Linked DNA regions of Homo sapiens: regions 1 and 3 are each linked to region 2. A link is a contact called in ENCODE Hi-C or POLR2A ChIA-PET data. All regions are on one chromosome and are shown on one strand. The core of a region is the stretch at or near the end of the contact, and the rest is flanking DNA. Distances in the headings are between cores, read along the strand shown. Region 1 holds the start of MRFAP1L1 (Morf4 family associated protein 1 like 1). Region 2 holds the start of WDR1 (WD repeat domain 1). Region 3 holds the start of KIAA0232.

What was found. A loop is a pair of places that touch in the nucleus more often than their neighbours do. ChIA-PET counts read pairs that join two places held with the same protein, here RNA polymerase II (POLR2A). Pooled maps may share reads with other maps.
Region 1: a loop to region 2 is called in a map with no recorded cell type, with 21 times the contacts of the local background. The contact joins the promoter of MRFAP1L1 here to the promoter of WDR1 in region 2. A Hi-C loop is called at or near these places in 2 of 37 single-sample maps with no recorded cell type and 10 of 50 pooled maps.
Region 3: a pooled map shows a loop between it and region 2 (23-fold over the local background). The contact joins the promoter of KIAA0232 here to the promoter of WDR1 in region 2. A Hi-C loop is called at or near these places in 2 of 37 single-sample maps with no recorded cell type and 13 of 50 pooled maps. POLR2A ChIA-PET finds 5 or more read pairs at or near these places in 1 of 52 experiments (CD4-positive, alpha-beta T cell).

What each region holds. Positions count from the first base shown.
Region 1 is chr4:6,707,229-6,711,335 of GRCh38, forward strand. MRFAP1L1 (Morf4 family associated protein 1 like 1) reads right to left here and starts at 2,637. Exons shown (of 2, transcript NM_203462.3): 1 at 2,003-2,637; 2 at 473-1,415. The coding sequence starts at 2,401. The coding sequence ends at 2,018. LOC105378240 (a long non-coding RNA gene) reads left to right here and starts at 2,707. Exons shown (of 3, transcript XR_001741568.3): 1 at 2,707-2,827. RefSeq lists enhancers at 1,089-2,288, 2,312-2,601.
Region 2 is chr4:10,114,109-10,118,511 of GRCh38, forward strand. It overlaps WDR1 (WD repeat domain 1), which reads right to left and starts at 2,691. Exons shown (of 15, transcript NM_017491.5): 1 at 2,543-2,691; 2 at 2,005-2,126. The coding sequence starts at 2,558. It overlaps LOC124900666 (a long non-coding RNA gene), which reads left to right and starts at 2,981. Exons shown (of 2, transcript XR_007058030.1): 1 at 2,981-4,403. It also overlaps the pseudogene RNA5SP155. RefSeq lists enhancers at 1,548-2,352, 2,003-2,152, 3,923-4,022, 4,103-4,192 and silencers at 2,233-2,382, 2,463-2,872, 2,883-3,002.
Region 3 is chr4:6,781,347-6,786,057 of GRCh38, forward strand. It overlaps KIAA0232, which reads left to right and starts at 1,381. Exons shown (of 10, transcript NM_014743.3): 1 at 1,381-1,495. RefSeq lists silencers at 761-1,640, 1,701-2,470.

The DNA.
Region 1 (4,107 bases), core at 1,387-3,886, 3.4 Mb before region 2:
TTTGCTCACTTTGATCCCTGTCCCTTATATGCCTTCATTCATTTCTACTTTTCAGGTCCAGGTAAGTCACCTGCTCTGAATTCACACTTCCCTACGAAGAGTTGACTCCCTCCTCAGGGATCCCACAAGATATCCACGCACTCTATGTCACAATTCCTTGTTTCCATTTCTGTCCCACATATTCGCCCCATCCATGTCTTCACCTTTACGTTCCTAGTGCCTTGGATAGGATATGAAGCAAGTTACATTCCCACTGGTTAACTAAACACACTTCCGCTGCTGAAAAGCAGGGGCTTGGCCCAGAGGATGGCCGAAAGTTTTTCTCTTCAGAACTGAGTGTTCTGTCAGCTCATCTCCATAGCACCTTCCAGAAATAATTCTCCCTCAGTTAAAGGCTTACCAAGAGCCTTTAACTACAAGCAGTTCAACCCCATTTGATGACACTCAATGAAGAACATCCATTCCAAAAAAATTTGTTTATGATTCTTTTATTAACACACACAGGAGGGGCTTTGGTCATGTGAACAAAAAATTTATTTCTTAAAAAAGGCTTTTTAGGTCTTTGTTTTTCAAGGCAAATTAACACTTATTATACTTTTGACTTTGACCTCCAATCTGACAGGTCTACTACCCTGATGAACTGGAAGAGACTTTCCAGGCCCTGATAATGTCTTTTCCTTTCTCCGGCCTCTTAAAGCTCTCTGTAGACTGTCTCTTCCATGCCATTCTCTGATGCCCCTATAATGTGTGAGGGTATTACAATAGTCCCTATTCAAACTGCCTTGTCATAAAAGGTCAGCTATGTTGTCTAAATCAACTCACCTGACAGGTTACACAATATATATCAGACAATGTGCCACAAAACATAGCTCTCCTCTTTCGTCTCACAGAGGAACTAAAGTTCCAAAATATATACAAAACCATCTTCCATCTCCAACTGTCTTCTCTTTCTTCCCAGTTTTATGCAAAGCAGTCTCATTAATACATTCTTCACCAGGCTCAACCAAGTAGCGTAGTGTCTTCCATTGCACCTCTAAAGTTGGAAGATTCTGATCCCACGTCTTGACGTGTTCCAAAAAACAATCAGGTCACAAAGGTAACAGCAAAATACGAGGCCATGCCCAACATTTCAAAAACACAGCGAAGTAACAAGAATAAACGTGACCACAAAAACAACTTAATTAAGCCCCATTTCTCTTCTGAGAGTATTTCTTTGACAAAAGTTATATTTCCAAAACCAAACACATTTGATAATCTAAATCCATATCGAGGTCATCAATCACTGACCATAAGGGAGACTGTTACATCGGGGTAAAAAACATACAAAAACAAAACAGAGAAAATGACAAGCTGTTTCAGTTTCCTCAAGGTGTCAGTTCATCCTTACCAGTTGACTACAGTCCTCAGCTGTGAACCTAAAGCACAATTGGGAGAAATTTACCATGAAGACATTGACTCTCAAAGTTCCATATCCTGATGTTAAAAATAAATGTGAACCACCCAGAAGAATGCCACTTCTTTGAGACACGGTCCTCTGACATACCTGTCTCATAGAACAATCTGGAAATTTCAGGTAATGGCCTCTGGCTTTACTCTTTATTTCTCCTTCCCTGCGTTCTCAGCCTGCGTTCCACTGTGCTCTATGGCCTAGGTCTTCTTTGGCTTTCCCCAAACTCCCTTAGTGCCTAGACAGGTCTACTTCTGGCGACTGCCCTATTAGAATTGACTTTTATGTTTCACAAAAACAAAACCGAAGTTACTGTTATCTTTCTCTAATTAACAGCGTGGGAGGGAGAGGCCACAAAAAAACGGTATACTAACGCCTAACAAAACCAGCACGCATTCTTTCCTCTTGACCCCAACTTTGTTCCCAATGCTCAATTTTTGATGCAATAAAATGGGGGATGCAGGCCTAGAACATAACTTTTTACAGGGCGCGGTTTAACCATGCTTAGGGCGACTACTGAGTTTCATCCAAGCTCCAGCTAGTTTCCGACCTTACCACCGATCTCCTCCTTCAAGAAGACTCGCTTCTCTCTATTCGCCAGACGAGCTCGACCAGCATCTCTGCCATCTTCGCAATCTCCTTGGCTTTCTCCTCAGCCTTCTCGCACAACTCCGACACTCTCTCGTCGGCTTCGCCACTCGGGTGCTGCACGTGATTGAGGGCGCTCTCCTCCGAGGCCTCCACCTGCGTTTTGATCTGGATAAGCATATTGTCCATCTCCCACAGCTTGCTCCTGGTCCGCAGGTACGCCCGCCCGTGCTCGCGTATAAGAGACGCGATGTCCTCGCGCATCTCGTTGATGACCGGGAGCAGGAACTGCTCGAAATCCTCCTCGGGCTCCAGCACCTCCACTTCCTCAGGCGCTTCCACCTCGTCTATGTCCAGGGGCCGCATCTCCTCCTGCCGCTTCCTCAGTACCGCAGTAGGGGCGTTCTTCTCACCGGAACCCTCCAAGAACTGGAGATCAGCAGTTACTGCTGGAGGCTGAGCGACCCACACGCTTTGTCAATTGTACTCCCGAATTATCTTTATTTTTTTTTCTTCCTTTTAATTGTAAGCCTTTCGCTTCACAACTCTGCGGGAAGAATCGCCGTGGATGCACACAAATAAGCGGCCTACAAAATGGAGTCGCAGCCGTCAACTCGCCCTCGGCCTTTTTGCGGCCCTTTCACGACAGAGCCGGGCCCCTTTACGGTCACGCCTTCGGCAAGACCAGGTAGCGGGCGCGTGCACGTAAAGGGGCCTCGGGCGCGCGCACGTCCATCACCAGCTGCTTCCCGGCGCCCCTCCTCGCCCTCTAATTTAGATCGGTGGCGGCAGGTTTGTTCGCGTCTTCATCTAAAGCTTCCCTTCAGCGGGCTTTTACTTTTATTATTTTTTAAAAGTAAAAGTGACCCTCCCTTCCCTATATTTGAATAAGACTGGCTGGCGTTCACAGCGCTTACTATCTAAGCATGCACAAGCTTGAATTAACTTATATGAATTCATTTAGCCCTCACAACGAACCTAGAGGTAAAAACCGTGCTAAAAGTCGTGATTTGAGCCCAGAGCAATGTGGGTCCACAGTCCCTGCTCACTGTTTTAGAATGGAACACGTCCTTCTGTCCTCCCCACCCCTGGCTCATACTTTTGTCCTGGGGGGAAATTCTCTCGCTGCCTTGGGTGATTCTGGCCGGTGGTTTTTGGTCTCTCTTCGCCAGTCTGTAAGGTCCTCAAGGTAAAGGGCTACTTCTGTTTCAGTTCTGTCCTCCGCCCCTCCTGTCAGCCTGGCGTCAAGCAGGGTCTTAGGGGATGCTTTAGAGAGAGGAATTCTTCTCTAGTACATAAGTGCTTCTACCAGACTGGAGGCTGTTTGGGGACAGGTTCTGGTCTTGATCACCTTTATGTCCCTCCACACACAGGACCTGAAAATCAGCAGGGACCTAGTAAATGTGGCTTTGATGGTCAGTACATTTTGATCACTAACCTAATGCCATTGTGGAATGGAGGAAGTCTGTTGCTAGGCTTAGCCACCCAGTGCCACACTAGTAGTAATATGAGTGTGTGTAGAGGGGGCATCCTTCTTAACACAAGTGCCACAGATCAGAGCTTCAGTTTTCCAGTCTGATAAAGACCAATGGCCCCAGCCTGAATATCTGTCAGTGGGAAGAGGGATTTGTAAGATGACATGCGTGAAACAGTTTTGCAAACACCAACATTCTAGCAGATGTTCATCAAAAAAACATGAAGAGGGAAAGAGCAAGACACCGTGAAAAAAGATATTTTCAATAGTTATACTGACAAAGGACTCATATGCAGAATATATTGAGAACTCCTACAGATCAAGAAGGAAAAGACAAAATTTTTAAATGGGCAAAAGACGTAGGCTGGTACTTAACAAAAGAGAATATTCAAATGGCTAATAAGTATATGAAAAGGTGTTCAACGTCATGATTCAACAGGGAAATGCAGATGAAAACCACAATGAGGAAGCACTGTACATCCACTAGAATGACTAAAATTTCAAATACAATACCAAGTGTTGGGGAAGATGTGGAACAACTGGAACTCTTATACATTCTTGATGGATGTCTTAGTCTACTCTGGACACCATAACAAAA
Region 2 (4,403 bases), core at 1,441-3,940:
CCCATCCAACTAACAAGAGACTCAGTGCCTGATCTACATCCAGCCCAGGGAGGGCTATATTAGTAGCATCTCGTGCTGACCTGGCATTGCAGAAACTTAAAAATAATTGAGAAGGGAAACAGGGTAACCCCTGAGAAGAAAATGGCAAACCACGGGGAAGGGGTAAGAATACAGAGCTCAGAAACAGGCAGAATGGGTTTCACAAGCTGGGAAATGCTTTCTGCAAAGGGGTGCCTGTCCCTGAATGACCACTCCATTAGAAGCAGCTCCAGTTACTGGCCTGCCTCACCTTGCTAAGTCTGACTCCTCTTTAGAGTAACGGACCCATGTGGGGTGGAAAGAGATGCTACAGTTTAAGAAGCTATCACAGGGCCAGATGCACAGCAGGTACTTTATGTGAGGCCCCCTCCCTGGAAGTCAATGTGGACTGCAACGACAGGGAAGGCCTGGTTAGGGGCAAAACGAAATATCCTACTGCTCTGTATCCGAGGACGTGTTAGTGGATTTTATTTGCCAAACTACTAAATATCTCTTTAGGGTTGTCTCAATTTTTATTTTCTCAAAAGCCTCAGGACCTGCCTTCGGAGACTTCCAGATCATTACCATTAGATCCCTGGTGATTTTCTCCAGTTCTAAGCAAGGCCCTTCGGCTTTCTAGGAATCTGTGTGACTAGCAAGTTGTTAGCACCTTCAAAGCACATTCACACCCGCCCACCCCCTCATTTGAGGGGCCCAGCAATCCAGGGCAGGTAGAGCTCTGTCTTCCAGCAGAGGAACAGCAGCGACTGCCTGGGTTAACGAGACAGATGCGGGCAGAGCCAGCAGCTCTTCGGACCAAGAGGCTTCTCCTTTCACAGAGAAGGAAACTGAGACCCAGAGACCCCTTCATTCCCTCAGCCAGTTGCTGGCCTCCTGGAGGGCAAGTGTGTCCGATCAACAGTCCCAACCTACCAAGGGAAATCAGGCTGACTTTAAGTTGACAACCCTTGTATGCCTATGGCATCAATCAAAACATACATCTTTGTGCCAGCCGCCCCCACTAAGCACAGCACAGGAGAAATCACCCAATGGCCGGGCCGGCACCTCCAACTCCCACCCCACCAATTCCATCACTCAGGCTGAGGAAGGGAAAAGCAAAATTTAAGCGTGTAACCCAGGAAGGGAGGGAGACTGACAGACTGGGTCACCCCAACAATTACAGAGGAATAACATGAATTTGCAAGGATTTCCCAAGGAGCTGGCTCTAGAAGCCTTTTCAGCCTGGGTACCGGAGGCTTGCAGAGAATGATTCATGGGAAAACACTGCTTCCTGTTTTTGCTTTGGGGCTTAGATCCATGGTGGCAGATCTGGCTGGCCCAGAGGCCCGGGTGTTTTTCCGGGCTCTGCCATACTGGAAGACCAGGGTATTAACAGCGAGTTAGCTGAGTGCCATTCCATTCAGCAAGGGCTCAAAGTGCACCAGGCACCGCTGGGCTTGAGGGACGCCAGCAGCTCATTCATTCCATCTGCCCAGCCAGCAGGCGAAGCGAGAGTGGTCATCATCTCATCATCTGTTTTACAGACGAGAAAACTGGGGCTCAGAGATGCCCAAATCGCCAATCTTCTCAAGGTCACGCAGCGGCCGACCGGGTCAGTCTGATCCCTCAAATCCGGAGCCCTTGCTTTTAAGGAATGAACTAATCTAATCTCCCATCCACGTACTAACCAGGCCTGACCGTGCTTAGCTTCCAAGATCAGAGGCGATCCGGCGCTTTCAGGGTGCTATGACCGTAGACAGAAACGAACTAAGACTCAGTTTCCTCATCAAGAAGGAGCAGACAAGGACCTGGGTGAATCTGAGGCCGGCTTCCGGGGCTCCGAGGTGTGGCTCCCGGTAGAGGGGGCGTGGCGCCCTCACCCTCCCCGGGCCAATGGGCAGGAGGTGAGAAGTGGAGAGGAAGGCGAATTATCCCATCCCAAGGTGGCTCCGGAGCAGAACCGCGCCCGGGGTAGGGGGTACTCACGTCGATGTTCCTTAGGATGACGCACTTTCCATTGGTGTACAGAAAATTGTTGCCCTTAGGGTCGCCGCCGATGATCTTGGAGACGCCCCTCTCCACCTGCGGGAGGCTGGCGAACACCTTCTCTGCGGAGACACAAATGCGGCGGGGCATGTCAGGGCAGGGCGGGGACGGCGGGGACAGAAGGGAGAAGGAGCCCCGGACCGGTCTCGGCCGGTCACCTGTTGACTGCGCCGGGAGGGCGGCCTCCACTTTCCACGAGCGCCAGGAACCGCGCGACTTCCTGGTCCGCGCCCCGGGCCAGGCCCTTGGGGGCAGCGGGGCTCCTCCGGCTCGGCCCACGGCGCCAACTTGGGGGCGCACCCCCCGTCGGGGGTCCCGCCCTGCACCACCGAGGGCGGCCCCGCCACGCCTCCGGCCGGCGCCCGCACCCCTCCCCCGCGCCGAGGACTCCCCCGCCACCCGCACGGCGCCTAGGGGCCGGGGACCGGGGCCGGGGCAGCGCGGCGGCCGCTCGGGGGCCCCGCGCCGCGGCACTTACTGATCTCGTACGGCATCCTCGCCCACTTGTTACCGCGCCGCGCTCGCCGAGAGCCTCCGGGGCCGGCCCGCGCTGCGAATTACACCTCGCCGAGGCCGAGCCCGGGGACTGGAGCCGGAAGGCGGCACCGGGCGTGCCGGGAGTGGAGTGGGCGGTCCGAGGCCGGGGCTCAGAGGCCAGCTCGCGCCTGCCCTGCGCGCTGTGGTTGCGGACGCCCCGAACCCGGAAGCGCGGTCCCGCGCGCGGCTCGCCCCCAGCTTTGACCATATATAGTCAAGCGCTCGGCTCGGCGGCTGCGGTCCCGGCGAGCCTGCGCGGACCTGGCGCTCCCCTCCCCCGCCGGCCCCGGCCCCGCCTCCGCCTTGCTCGCCCCGCCCCGGAAGTGACGTATAGCACGCCCCGCGGGCCCTTGAAAAGGCGGCGCAGACAAGCAGCCGCGTCAGAATGCTTCTGGGAGTCGGGGGGTGGGTGCCTTTCTGTTGCTAGCTTGTAGGAGAAGCTGGGCTGTAGGAAGTTTATTTGCGGGGGGGTCTTAAAGACGCTGAAAGTACTGGCGGGCTTTGGTGGGGGTCTGGAAAAACCTCTCTGTACCTGTGACCGCGTTGCGTGGCGGGCGCTCCCCGGCCTCTCCTTTTTGACCGGTCCCGGGCGTTGCCCAGCCGCCAGTCCTCCTGCTCGGGTTTTGTAAGCAGGAGAGGGATGCTTTTTACGTCTTCTTAAAGTACGGTTAAGTGCCCTTGCTTGAAGTAGTTGCTGGCAACAAGAACGTAGGGGTTACTCTTTGTTGGGCCTGAACTCGTGCTTTTTCTCTCAAAAGTTGAGCTTTTGAAAGGCAAAAAAGGCGTGGGGGATGGGGGAGCTGTCGGTCTTAAGGAAGTTAAAGGTTATTTCCTAAACAAAACAAGTCTCACTCCTAAAACCAGGGTAGTGGCTCAGTTGTGGCGGGAGAGCAGGGGCTGTAAAGTGTCCAAGTTTCTAGTCTCATCTTTCAGTAGGATGGGTACAAGCTTTCCCCTTGGGGCTCTGGGGGCTGGGAGGGTTGTAAAAGTGGGAGAAAGCAAAGTATTTGGCGGGGTGCGGGCGGGTAGCTGAATGTTGTTGTAAGTGGAAGAGGAATGCTGTTGGCGTCTTTCTCTAAGCACGGTTAAGTGCTTTTTCTTGAAGTAGTTACTGGCAACAAGAACGTAAGGGTTACTCTTTGTTAGGCCTGAACTCGTGCTTTTTCTCAAAAGTTTAGCTTTTGAAAGGCAAAAGTGGGGGTGGGGGCGCTGCTGCTTTTAAGGAAGTTAAAGGTTATTTCCTAAGAAAGCAAAACAAGCCCCACTTGTAAAACCCGGGTAGTGGCTCAGCTGGAGAGCAGGCGCTGTGAAGTGTACAAGTTTCTAGTCTCATCTTTCAGTAGAATGGGTACAAGCTTTCCCTCGGGGCTCTGGGGGTGGGAGGGTTGTAAAAGTGGGAGAAAGCAAAGTACGTGGGTGGGGGGTAGCTAAATGTTGTTGTAAGCGGGAGATGGATGCTTTTGGCGTCTTTAAGCACGGTTAACTGCCCTTGAAGTAGTTGCTGGCAACAACGTAGGGGTTACTCTGCTGGGCCTGAACTTGTGCTGTTTCTCTCTCTCAAAAGTTAAGGTTTTTAAAAGGCAAAGGCGTGGGGAGAGGGGTAGGGGAGCTGCTACTTCTAAGGACGTTAAGGGTTACTTCAGAGCAAAACAAGCCCCACTTCTAAAACCAGGGCAGTGGCTCAATTGTGGAAGGGAGAGCAGGGAATGTGAAGTGTCCAAGCTTCTAGTCTCGTCTTTCAGTAGCGTGGGTACAAGTTTTCCATTGGGGCTCTGGGGGCTAGGAGGGTGGTAAAAGTGGGA
Region 3 (4,711 bases), core at 131-2,630, 3.3 Mb before region 2:
AATTAGAAGCAAACTGGTTAAGGGAGACAGTAGTGTAAAGGAAACGAAACCCCATATTTCAGAGCCAGGAGCCTGGGTTCACATTCTGTCTCCTGCAAGAGGTGGTTTAGCAAGGTCAGAAGGCCCTGTCCACTCGGTAGCAGCCAGGCTTGGGTGAAATCACTTTCTTTCAGCCTCAGCTTCCTCACCAGTTAAATGCGGATGACAAAGATTTGTCCCACGATTTTTGTAAAGAACAAAAAGATATGTTCGCAGAAAAAACACTCTGTAGATAGTACGTAAGCGACAGTTCCTCGGTTTGTCCTTCCATGGATGCATGGAGCATCTAGCCAACTCAGCAGATGACCCCTCTCCAGTGTTTCAGCATCTGCTTCTCCCACAAGCCCGTGAGCTGGTGCAGGAAATTCTCCAACAGGTTCTGAACAGAAAAGCATAGTGCCTGGCACCTAGTGGGTGCTGCATAAATGAACAAATGACCCCAGGTAAGTCACTCCTCCCATTGGACCTCTTTCTTCTAAGTAATCTCCCTTCCTTTTCCAGGTCCATGATACTTATTTGCTTTTTTAGAACAGGCCTAGGAGTCACATTTAGGGAAGGTAGGTGGCTGTGAAGACACTTTGATTAAAAGGTTAATGCACATTTTTGGTTTCCACTTTCGAAGCTTCCAGAATTTATTTTTGCCTAGTTAATAAAAAAAGAGCCATGTCACATTTCTTTAGCTTGTCTTCTGGGTTCCTTAACAACAACAACAAAAAATTAAAGTCTTTATTTTAAGCCGCCTACTCCAGCCATCCCAGGACGCGGCGAGGAGGGGGCGCGGACAGGTGGCGCGCGAGCCCGGGAAGGCGGGGGCTGCACCGGGCCGCGGGCGGGGCCGTGCACGCCGAGCCCCACTTCCCCAGCGCGGGCCGGGGGCGGGGCGCGGCGGCAGAGTTCGGGGGCTTCTGCCGAGGGCAGTCCCACGTGCCCCTCCGCGGGAGACGTCTCCTCTCCGACGCCCAGCACGCTGGGGGGCTCCCGCTTCCTGCCTGCCCTCTCTACTGCTTGCCCTCTCACCTCCCAGCGGCTTCCGCCGCCCCGGCCAAGCTGCACGGCGCGTCCCGGGCCCTAGACCCCCACCCGCCAGGCACCAGCCCCGGCCTGTCCCCTCGCGCCGTCAGCCCGCGGCCCACCGCCCGCGCGCGCCCGCAGCCCAGCCGGAGGGAGGGGCAGGGGCGGGGACCGGCCGGCGCTGATGTAATCCCGGCACCCGGGCGGAAGGATATGGAGCGCGCCCCTGGTTGGCGGGGCGCTGAGGCCAGTTGCCGGGTAACGGAGCGGAGCGGCTCCCGGCGCGCCGCCTCCCGCCCTCCGCGGAGTGGCGCTGGGGCCGCCGCCGCCGCTTTACGTAAGGCGCAGGCCAGGGCCGCCCGGCGCTCGGCAGCCGCCCGCAGCCCCTCGGAGCCAGAGGAGAGGCGCCCCCGCCGGCCGCCGCGCCGCCCGGCAGCCTCGGCAGGTACTGCGGGCAGGCGGCGGGGAGGGAGGGCGCGGAGCAGCCCCTCGGCCGGGTGGGCGCGGGCCGGGGAGGCCGGACGCTCGCCGCCGTGGGGCTCCGGGGCCAGCCCGAGGGAGGCCGGGCCGCAGCCGAAGGCTTCGGGGTCAGCCCAAGGGAGACAGGGCCGCCGCCGTGGGCTCTGGGGCCAGCCTAAGGGAGGCCGAGCCGCCGCCGAGGGCTCCGGGGCCAGCCTGAGGGAGACCGGGCCGCCGCCGGGGGCTCCGGGGCCAGCCTGAGGGAGGCCGGGCCGCCGCTGATGGCTCCGGGGCCAGCCTAAGGGAGACCGGGCCGCTGTTGATGGCTCCGGGGCCAGCCGAGGGAGGCCTGACCGGCCCCGATCCTGGTGGTGCCCGGGCGTGCGGGTGAGCTGTGGGCCCTGGGACCCCCGCCCCGACCCCAGGACGCCGGGACACCAGCTTGCGGCTCTTGCGCCCGGGTGGGCTGTGGACGATGAGTCCGCACAATGGGTTGCCGTTGGCTGCCTCCTGCCTGGGGCAGGTGTCGCCGCGCCGGGGCGGCTCTTCTAGGGGAGACGAGGCGGGGGTGCTTAGACTTGATAGGACGTAGAGCCCCGAAAGTGGGCGCGGGAGGAAGGCTTCGGCCGGTGGGAGGCGCCCGGCGTCCCCGGCAGCGGGGTCAGGCCGGCAGCCTGGGCCGCTCGCTCGCGTTCCCTCCGTTCCCCTCCCCTCCAGCATTGTCCTTTTGGGGCCCCGGGAAGGGAAAACCGCCGGGCGGGGGAGGAGGGCCGCAGGCGGGCGGGGCCGGGAGGCCGGCTGAGCGACTGGCGCGCCGGCCTATGGCGCGGGGCGCGGCGCGGGGGGCGGGCCTGGCGGGCGGGGCCGGTGCGGCGCAAGGTTTGGCGAAGGTTACAGCTGGAGCTAGGAGTGACAGGCCCACAGTCATCCGTGCGCTGCGCGGCAAACCCTGTCGCGAGGGCGCCCCGAGTTGCTGCGGGGCCTGATCCGGCTCCTTTCCAACAATACGCGTCTGCAGCCGGCATTTCTAGAGCTCTCTGCTTCTTCCCGCTGGAGAAACCAGTGTGTGTCGTGTTGGAATGCTTCGTCTTGCCCTAGAATTCAGCTTGCGTCTTGTGGTGCGCAGGTGACAGGACCTGCCGAACTCTTGGTACAGACCCCTAAATCATGGCAGAACTGTCTTGATTTCTTTTTTGCCACCTTTCCGTTTTTGTCCTCTATAGGCAAGCTATAAAGATTTAACCCAGTTAAAAACAGGAGGGAGATTCAGCGGAGAGGAGGCATGCGAGATTCTTTGGAAAAAATTATATAAATGTAGTTCTTGCTAATAATTACCTGGGTTGGATACTTTGACTTACTGTTCAAGTTCCTAAGAAGGGATTTTACATTTCTGGGTCTTGTTTTAAAAACTGTTAGAAAGCTCGTGAGGGGGTAGGGACAAGCAGTTTTGGTAATAGGCGATGCTGTGGATAAAACTGTGCGGTAAAATGCCCAAGCTAGATTCTTCCTATGCAAAATAAGACCCGTTCCAGAACACTTTGACCATTTCGTGGACTTAGAATTTAAAGGCGGGTGAGGGCGGGGGGGGAGGAGGAGCGGATTCTATCACTCTGCATCCTCAAGGTCAAATATTCTTCCATCAGTTATTTTGGATTGAACCATTCTTAAATAGGTCTCAGGATCTCTATGTCGCTTCCTTATGACAGAACCTATTTCCGAGAGTGTGCCTTTGCATATCTATAGAAGCTCCTTTCACTTAATATATCTTATAACTCAGATTCAATTGCTGTACTTGCTAAATAATGCATTTTTAATCATTCAAAAAGTGGTTTACAGCTTCCTTGGGTATAATGGTTTTTATGTAAGCCCGTTACATCAGTGAAATGCCAGTTTTTAAACATTGAAGGGAAGGGAGAATATTATTCTTATTTATTTCCATAGGAAGTAGAATTCAAAGTGCAGGTGCTTTTTTGTTTGCTTTGGAGAAAAAGTATAGGTCTTTAACATGACGTTAACAGAAGTCAAATCTAAGGATAATTAGCTTGTTATGCAAGTTGCAAACATTTAAGAAGATCAGATGAATTTTTTTTTTTTTTTTTTTTGAGACGGAGTCTCGCTCTGCCGCCCAGGCTGGAGTCCGCGATCTCGGCTCACTCACTGCAACCTCCGCCCGCCGGGTACAAGCGAGTCTCCTGCCTCAACCTCCCGAGTAGCTGGGACTACAGGTGCATGCCACCACCCCCGGCTAATTTTTTGCATTTTTAGTAGAGATGGGGCTTCACCGTGTTAGCCAGGATGGTCTTTCTCTCCTGACCTCGTGATCCGCCTGCCTCAGCCTCCCAAAGTGCTGGGATTACAGGCGTGAGCCACCGCGCCTGGCTGATTAGATGGATTTTTAACACTTCCAGTGGTAATATAGGGTAATGTAGCTAGCCTACTCTGTGCTATGTTGTACGGTAGCACTCTTCAAAAGAAATTAGATTGTTCTTGTTCTTTATTTTTCATTGTGTGGAAAAGTGCTGAGCCTGCGCTTTGTCCTTGTTTTTGTAGCATTTGACTTGGCAGTTAATGGCTTGTGAGCTAATTTCCTCATCTGTAGAATGGGAAGATTGATGACACCTGTTTCACAGAATAGTTGGGATGATCACTTGAGGGAAGACGTGAAATGTCGTCAAGACTCAAACCCTTTAAAAATACTCGCCTAGTGTAAGTGTTAAAACCTCAGATTACTTGCTTTGCTTAAAGTTTTTAACTTTGTCTTCAGGCTCCTCGCCACCCCTTCCTATCCATTCTTTGCCTGGCTGCCAGAGTCATCTTTCCTGAGCTCAGATCTTGTCAGTCTCTGGCTCAGTAGGCTTCTAAGACTGCCTGTGGTTTGGAGCTTAGAATTCAGAGATACCAGCATCACAATGCAGGCCCCTTGCAGTCTGGCCCCCAGTCATCTCTGTACTTTATCTTGTCCTCTTTGTCCCCTTTCCACACTGTCCAGCTAAACAAGACTGCTCTTGGTTCTCTGAACATGCCAAGCTATTTCAGACCTTCTTTGCTTATATTCTTTTCTCTTATTGGAATGTCCTGTCTCACTCCCACTCCCTCCAGTTCTTAAAAGTTCATATCAAATATTCTGTTCTCTCTGGAGTCCTTTGGAAGTCCTATTACAATGAATTATTCCTTTCCTCAATCATAGTTCTCTATTTTTCCT